Linked DNA regions of Homo sapiens: region 2 is linked to region 1. Evidence: chromatin contacts called from ENCODE Hi-C or POLR2A ChIA-PET data. All regions are on one chromosome and are shown on one strand. Each heading gives the region's core, a stretch centred on a gene start or an enhancer-like site at or near the end of the contact. The rest is flanking DNA. Distances are from core to core; before and after follow the strand shown.

Region 1 (3,462 bases), core at 843-3,342:
GTGTACACTTATCCTGGGATATTGTTTCTAGTATTTGGGGAGGGAGGAGAGGATGCTATTATTCTCAATATCGCAGAAATTGTACACCCCCGCTGTGATATTCTTCATAATAATCAGGGAAAAAGAGGATGATATTACTACCAATATTGCAGGGGGTTACACTTCCCCTTTGGTAGTGTTCCTAATATCCAGGAAGAAAGAGGATGATATTAATCCCATTTTCCAGGAAGTGTACACCCACCGTGTCATGTTGTTCCTAATATCCAGCAGGGAAGAGGATGATATTACTCCCAATATCGGAGAGGGTGTACACTTCCCCTGTTATATTGTTTCTAATACCCAGGGGGAAGAAGGATGACATTACTGCCAATATCACAGGGTGTGTACCCCACCCTGCTATTGTTCCTAATATTCAAAAGGAAAGATGAAAATATTACTCCCAATATCTCAGGGTGTGTACACCTCTCCTGTGATATCGTTCCTAATATCCACAGGAAGAGAGAATATTACTCTCAATATTGCAGGGGGGTGTACACCCCCCTGTGATATTGTTCCAAATATTCGGGCGGGGAGAGGATGATATTAGTCCCAATATCGCAGGGGGTGTGCACCAACCTGTGATATTGTTCCTAATATCCATGCGGGGGAGGACGATATCACTCTCAATGTCGCAGGAAGTGTACACCTCTCTTGTTATATTTTTCTTAATATCCAGGAGGGAAAAGATGATATTACTGCCAATATCGCAGGGTGTGTCCACCCCCCTTTTATATTGTTCCTAATATCCAATGGAAAAGAGGATGACATTGCTCTCCATATCCCAGAAGGTGTACAACGCCCCTGTAATATTGTTCCTAATATTTTGGGGGAAGAGAGGATGATATAACTTATAATATCACAGGAGGTGTACACCACCCCTATGTATTGTTCCTAATATCCTTTAAGGGAGAGGATGATATTACTCCCAATATCTCAGGTGGTGCCTATTCCCCCTGTGATATTGTTTTTAATATCCAGGGGAAGAGAGTATGATATTACGCCCAATATCGCAGGGGGCATACACCCTCTCTGAGATATTGTTCATAATATATAGAGGGAGAGAGGATGATATTACTTCCAATATCAGAGGTGGGGTACACCCCCCGGTTATATTATTCTTGATATCCAGGAGGGGAGAGGTTGATATTACTGGATATATAGCAGGGAGTGTTCACATCTTCTGTGATACTGTTCCTAATATCCAGAAAAGTAGAGGATGATATTACTCCCAATATCGCAGAACGTGTACACCTCCCTGTGATATTGATCCTAACATTCAAAGGGGAGAGGATGATATTACTCAAAACATCACAGGGCATGTACACTCCCCTGTGATATTGTTCCTAGTATCCAGAAGGGAGCAAGATAATATTACTTTCAATATCGCAGGGGGTGTACACCCCTCTTTGGTATGTTTCCTAATATCCAGAAGGAAAGAGGGTGCTATTACTTTCCATATTGCAAGGGGTGTACACCCCCCTGTGGTATGGTTCATAATATCCAGGGAGGGAAAGGGTGCTATTATTCCCCATATCGCGAGGCATGTACACCCTGCTGCGGTACGGTTCCTAATATCCAGGGGGAAAGAGGATGCTATTACTTCCCATATCGCGGGGTGTGTACACCCCCGTGTGGTATGTTTTGTAATCTCCGGGAACGAAGAGGGTGTTATTACCCCTCATATCGCTGGAAATGTACACTCCCCTGTGGTACGGTTCACAATATCCAGGGGATTGAGGGTGCTATTACTCCCCATATCGCGGGGGGAGTGCACCTCCCTGTGGTATGGTTCGAAATATCCAGGGTAAGAGAGGGTGCTATTATTCCCCATTTTGCAGGAGGCGTACACCCCTCTATGGTATGTTTTGTAATATCCCAGGTAAGGGGTGCTATTGAGAGAAGAGAGCAAAAGACCCCCCCCATATTGTTCTGTATTATTTTATACTCAGTACCTGTTTTAAGAAGAAACAAGGAAGCGAAACCAAAGGCAGGCAGCCCGGCGCCAGGCACCAGATCCAAAACCAGACCCGAAACCAGGCCTGGGCCTTCCTGACCTTAGCCTGAAAGTTAAAATTCAACCCATGACCTAGCAACTGATGTTATCCATAGATTCCAGACATTGTATGGAAGGACATTGTGAAATTTCTTGTTCTGTTCTGTTTCACTCTGAGTACTGGTGCATGCAGCCCTTGTCACATACCCACTAGATTGCTCAATCAATCATGGCCCTTTCATGTAAAAACCTTAGTGTTGTGAGCCCTTAAAAAGGACAGAAATTGTGCACTCAACAAGCTTGGATTTTGATACTCTAGTCTGCTGATGCTTCCAGCTGATTAAAAGCCACTTCCTTCACTACCTCGGTGTCTGTGGGATTTTGTCCGCGGCTCCTCCTGCTACACTGTGACTCCCCTTATAGAGAGGGGTGTACACCCCCCTTTGGTTCCTAATATCCAGCGGGGGAGTAGGTGCTATTACTCCCCATATTGCGGGGAGTGTACACCCCCTTGTAGTACGGATCGTAAAATCAAGGAGGGAGAGAAGGTGTAATTATCCCCATATCACAGGGAGTGTACACCTCTTTGTGGTATAGTTTGTAATATCCACGACGGGAGAGAATGCTATTACTCCCCATATCGTGGAGGGTGTACACCGCCCTGTAGTATGGTTCGTAATATCCGGAAGGGGAGAGGTTGCTATTACTCCCCATATGGTGGGAAGTGTACACCCCCATATGATATGGTTCATAATATCCAGGGGGGTAGAGGATGATATTACTCACAATATCGTAGAAGGTGCACACCCTTTTGTGATATTGTCCATAAAATCCAGAAGGGGAGAGGATGATATTACTTCCAATATCACAGGGGGTGTGTAGCCCCATATGATATTGTTTGTAATATCAAGGTAGGGAGAGGATGCTATTCCTTACAATAGCTCAAGGGGTGTAACCTTCTTGTGATATTGTTTGTAATATCCAGAAGGGGAGAAGATAATTTTTTTATTTTAAAAGTAAACTTTAATGTCAAAAATGCAAACTTGAGAAGGGCAGAAAGATCAAACAGAAGGCTGCCACTTCACAATTGGAGGGTTGCACAGTGGCCGGGCAGAGGCGCTCCTCACTCCCCAGACGGTGAGGCAGCCGGGCAGAGGTGCTCCTCACTTCCGAGATGTTGCAGGAGCCGGGCAGAGGTGCTCCTCACTTCCCAGAACAGGGGGCTGCCGGGCAGAGGTGCTCCTCACTGCCCAGACGGTTTGCAGGCCTGGCAGAGGCACTCCTCACTTCCCAAACGGAGCAGCGGCAAGCCAGAGGCGCTCCACACTTCCCAGATGGTGGGGCAGCCGGGCAGAGGCGATCCTCACTTCTCAGAGGGTAGGGCGGCCCAGCAGAGGCGCTCCTCACTTCCCACATGGTGGGGCGGCAGG
Region 2 (3,969 bases), core at 1,194-3,693, 37 kb before region 1:
GGTCTTGTGGCATGTCCCTTCTTTTAGAGACCTCAGATTCAATGTGAAATTCGGGATTTTTGATTTTCAAAGATCTAGATGCCCTGCCTTCCAGATGTGCCTACTCTTCACATATTTTAAAATTAGATCCTATAAACTGCAAATACTTTGTTGGCTTCTGTGAGATCAGAGGTCCAGTTAGAAAAGGAAGACAGTTTGTTAAAATTAAAAACTATTTATCTAATCTAACTAGATTGGCCTCCAAATATGACTTTCTGACATTCAGCTGGTTACTCTGAAAAGATTTCTAAATCTCTTGAGGCTCATCTATATGTTTCCTTGCAAAGAAAAAAAAAAAAAAAAAAAAGCAAGCCCAAGCACTAGTAAGAAAAAGATTTGCAATGTTTCATGAAAGGAGTAGATGAGTGAAGCATTTATTTGTAGATACTGGGTTGGATACCTGTGCAAAGAAGAAGAGGTCAATAATAAAAATTGCCAGGGGATTTCTTGGAACTTAACAAGCTGAATTAAATATAGAAATGTCAGGAAATCAAGGCAGGAAATACTCACTTGTGGTTAGGCAGACAGGGCAGGGTTCTGAGCTTGAGATGGAGCAAACAGTTGTGGTGGGTGAAGTTCACATGCTTTAGAGCTCAGCTGTCCTAGTAAAGAAGCCTAAGAGTCTCTAAAGCTCTTATGAGAAGATGGATTTTTTTTGCCTAGATTAAAAGGTTAAAGAATTGCTTTAAGTTGGATAAAATAAAGCTAAATGTTTAAGCAAGTTGTGAAAGGTTTATGAAAAAATTAATTAAAATATTTTTGTGTGTAAACATATTGACTAAAGTTGAAGGGGTATAATTCAGCATTTCTGTAAATTGAGCATTGAAATAAAAACACAATGGGTTTCTCTTAGAGCACTAACCTGCTCTTTAACAAAAATTGTAAAGGGTTATAGAAAGTCTATAAAAATGTTACCTTATGGTCAAACATTAAAATTGGGTAAATATGTCTATCAGGTTTTATTAAGAATTAGGTTTAACATTAATAGTACACTAATGTAAAGGTGAAATTTGGCTTATTTGGTACAAAAATCATACAGGAAGCATTGTGAAATATAAAATGATTTTTAGCTTTCTTTGGGCTATATTTCTATAAATATGTTATTGATGAGGGTTCCAAAGTTATGGGAGACTCCTATAATTCTGCTATATCTCAGTGTACATTATCAGTCATAATTATAATTGTCATGTTAAATTATTGTGGGCCACAGAGGTAACAGATTTCCTTGTCAATTGTGTCTTTGACTATGACTACCCTAAAACGTTCAGTCACCCATATACACATGTTACCTTGTTTTGGCCCTCTTTAGAAGGTAATTTTATAATCAGCTATAAAGCCCTAACAGGTGCTCTTAAATGCAAATTTTGATAACTTTGGAGATTGTGACATCAGAAGAGAGGAAAAATGTTCGGGACACTTGGAGAGCTAAAATGTTCATTGATATCAAGCAGGACAGGAATTAACTGCATGAAGTGAACTAATAGGAGGCTGAAGTGATCTTTTTGACTTTTTGCTTAAAACGTTGCTGATCCTTTGTTTTGCTTTTCAGAGTCAAGGCAAATTTTCTTTTGAGCTATTGACAGCTTTTAACGATTAATCAAAATATACTCCTATGAACACCATTTGGAGCATTATTTGTTTCTCTCTACCCGATTTCCCCAGAATTTGGAAACTATTTGTGGGTATTCTTAATTTATGGCAATATAGTTATTTGCATAAGTGCAATAAGAATGTGTTTTCTTTGGTAACAGGACACAATTTGAAAAACTGGTTATTTTACCAAGGTTTTGACCAGAATGCTGTGCTTTCCTTTAAGGAATCAAACTTGACTTGTGGAGCTAATAAAGCCTTTGGAAAACTGACCTTATATCCTGTGAACACAGTCCCTGTACAGGGTTACTGATCTGTGGGAAGAAAAGAATGTCACATTCTGACAGGTCAGGAATCCCAAGTTATCTTGAAACTTCAAGAGGACAGGAATTCACCCAACCATATGTATTTGATGGTAGAAATCCATGGCAGGGGCTCAGCTTTAAAAAGTCTTATCTCAGATTCCTTCTATAAAACAAAGTCCCATTAAAACCAATTTTAAAAGCCTATGTGAAAAATAATTATTCTTGCTGCACCTCGTACAAATAAAGTGGCAAAGCATAATAAAGCAAATTGGTCCTGTCGTAATTTGTCTTTAGTAAAAACGGGAAACTGGGGTCGGGTGCAGTGGCTCACTCCTGTAATCCCAGCACTTTGGGAGGCTGAGGTGGGCAGATCATCTGAGGTCAGGAGTTCAAGACCAGCCTGGCCAACACGGTGAAACCCCATCTCTACAAAAATACAAAAATGAGCCGGGCATGATGGCGGGTGCCTGTAATCCCAGCTACTCAAGGGGCTGAGGCAGGGAAGCGGAGGTTACAGTGAGTCAAGATCGTGCCACTTCACGACAGCCTGGGTGACAGAGCAAGACTCCATCTCAACAACAACAACAAAAAAGGGTAACTGGAGAGAGGGAAGTTATGTTTCAAAAACTTTTGGAAACTATAGTACACCTGTTTTTAAATTCTAGTCTGGCATTCAGTTTTTATTATTTTCTACAGTTTGGGTTAAATTCGTATTTCTCTGGCTACAAGTCTCCTAAATAATCTTTTCATTTGTTTCCTTTTTCTTTCCCTTTTTCCCCATTTTTCTTAATTGGAAATCACTGAAACCTAAGCTGTGCTTTCTTAAAGCCCTGTGAACTGAAGACTAGACAACCGAAACTTCTGAAGGAAGTAGCAGCAACCTATTTATATGTGTTGCTGTTGCCTACTATTATGTTTTAGCAGGTGCTGCCTCTACACCCCCGAAACAGAGAGTGCTACTGGGAACAAATCGACTTTTTCCACTCCAGTGCTGCATTCGGTGCCCCATAACGATGACCCCCTCTCAGCAGGAAGTAGCCAGAAAGATTACAATGCTCCATCTCCCTATGATTCTTGTGATAAATAAATATACAAGCATGATAGAAATCATGCGCAAATTGACAGTGGGGATTGTGGCAGGCCAGATTTCACTAATGGAGGTCCCCATCACAACTACTTCAGTACTGACTGAGTGGTTAAGTTCAGTATCAAAAGCTGAAAGTGCCAGCGCCTTTCTACAAAGGCTAGAATGTAACAAAAGCCCACCAAGGGTTTTACCTAGGCCTTTCCTGGGCCTTACAGCATGACAAAACAAAGAAGGAATTCTTAACCAGACCTGTTTAGGATTAAACAAATTTAATTGGGGGTCTGAAGAAACTCGCCAGGCCTCCACAAACAAGTTCATTGGGGGTCTAAAGGAACCCCCCCCAAACCTCTGTGATTGAGCAGGAGACAAGGTCAGGGTAATAGCCCCAGCACCTGGACTCATTTAGATTTAAGTAAATGTACTGAGGCTCCAGAGAAAGGTCTCCAAGACTTAGACTAGAGTTACAGATTAAAAGAAGTTAATCACTTATATCTTTAGATAAATGCACACTGACACGTAGACATACATCTTAGAAAATATATAAGCTCTGGAAAACCTTGTAATTTACAGTTGGTCTGGAGATATTTTCTGGGCCTTCTCTCTGTAACCGGTTCCAGAAATAAAAAACTCTCTTCCTCCCCAGTTTATCTGCATCTCGTTATTGGGCCGTGAGAAATAGCAGCCAGACCCTGAGTTTGGTCTGGGAACACACTGGCTGGGCTTCCTGCCTGGCGGTAGAGCTTCACTGTCCTCCTTCCCAGCCAAAATGTGGCCCTTGAAGGCTTCCTCCCCAACTGACCGGTTTTGGGTTCTAGGTACTCAGGGAACACCGTCTTCAAGGAGGCCATTTTCATACTGTTCCTGGTTTGATTTTTCTGAAATTAGGAAATGCCCCTTGAGGCATCCAGGATTGTCTTTATTTCCCCTGAAGCTTCCCCTCCTGAAGAA

What was found. Hi-C counts contacts between places; a loop is a spot of excess contacts on that map. ChIA-PET counts read pairs that join two places held with the same protein, here RNA polymerase II (POLR2A). Pooled maps may share reads with other maps.
Region 2: a pooled map shows a loop between it and region 1 (2.7-fold over the local background). The contact joins two enhancer-like sites. A Hi-C loop is called at or near these places in 10 of 168 maps with a recorded cell type or tissue (B cell, CD14-positive monocyte, CD4-positive, alpha-beta T cell and 6 more), 36 of 37 single-sample maps with no recorded cell type and 20 of 50 pooled maps. POLR2A ChIA-PET finds 5 or more read pairs at or near these places in 15 of 52 experiments (B cell, CD4-positive, alpha-beta T cell, CD4-positive, alpha-beta memory T cell and 10 more).

The regions. Positions count from the first base shown.
Region 1 is chr19:41,515,226-41,518,687 of GRCh38, reverse strand. No RefSeq gene overlaps it. Among named protein-coding and RNA genes, the nearest start is that of PCAT19, 16 kb to the right of the region's middle. Within about 2 kb of position 2,092, at least 2 of the 41 ENCODE cell types and tissues checked have a DNase peak (open chromatin) inside an H3K27ac peak, as active enhancers do; they include B cell, where a contact is called at or near this core.
Region 2 is chr19:41,551,680-41,555,648 of GRCh38, reverse strand. It overlaps a transcript of CEACAM21 not described here. Among named protein-coding and RNA genes, the nearest start is that of LINC01480, 18 kb to the right of the region's middle. Within about 2 kb of position 2,443, at least 5 of the 41 ENCODE cell types and tissues checked have a DNase peak (open chromatin) inside an H3K27ac peak, as active enhancers do; they include B cell, where a contact is called at or near this core.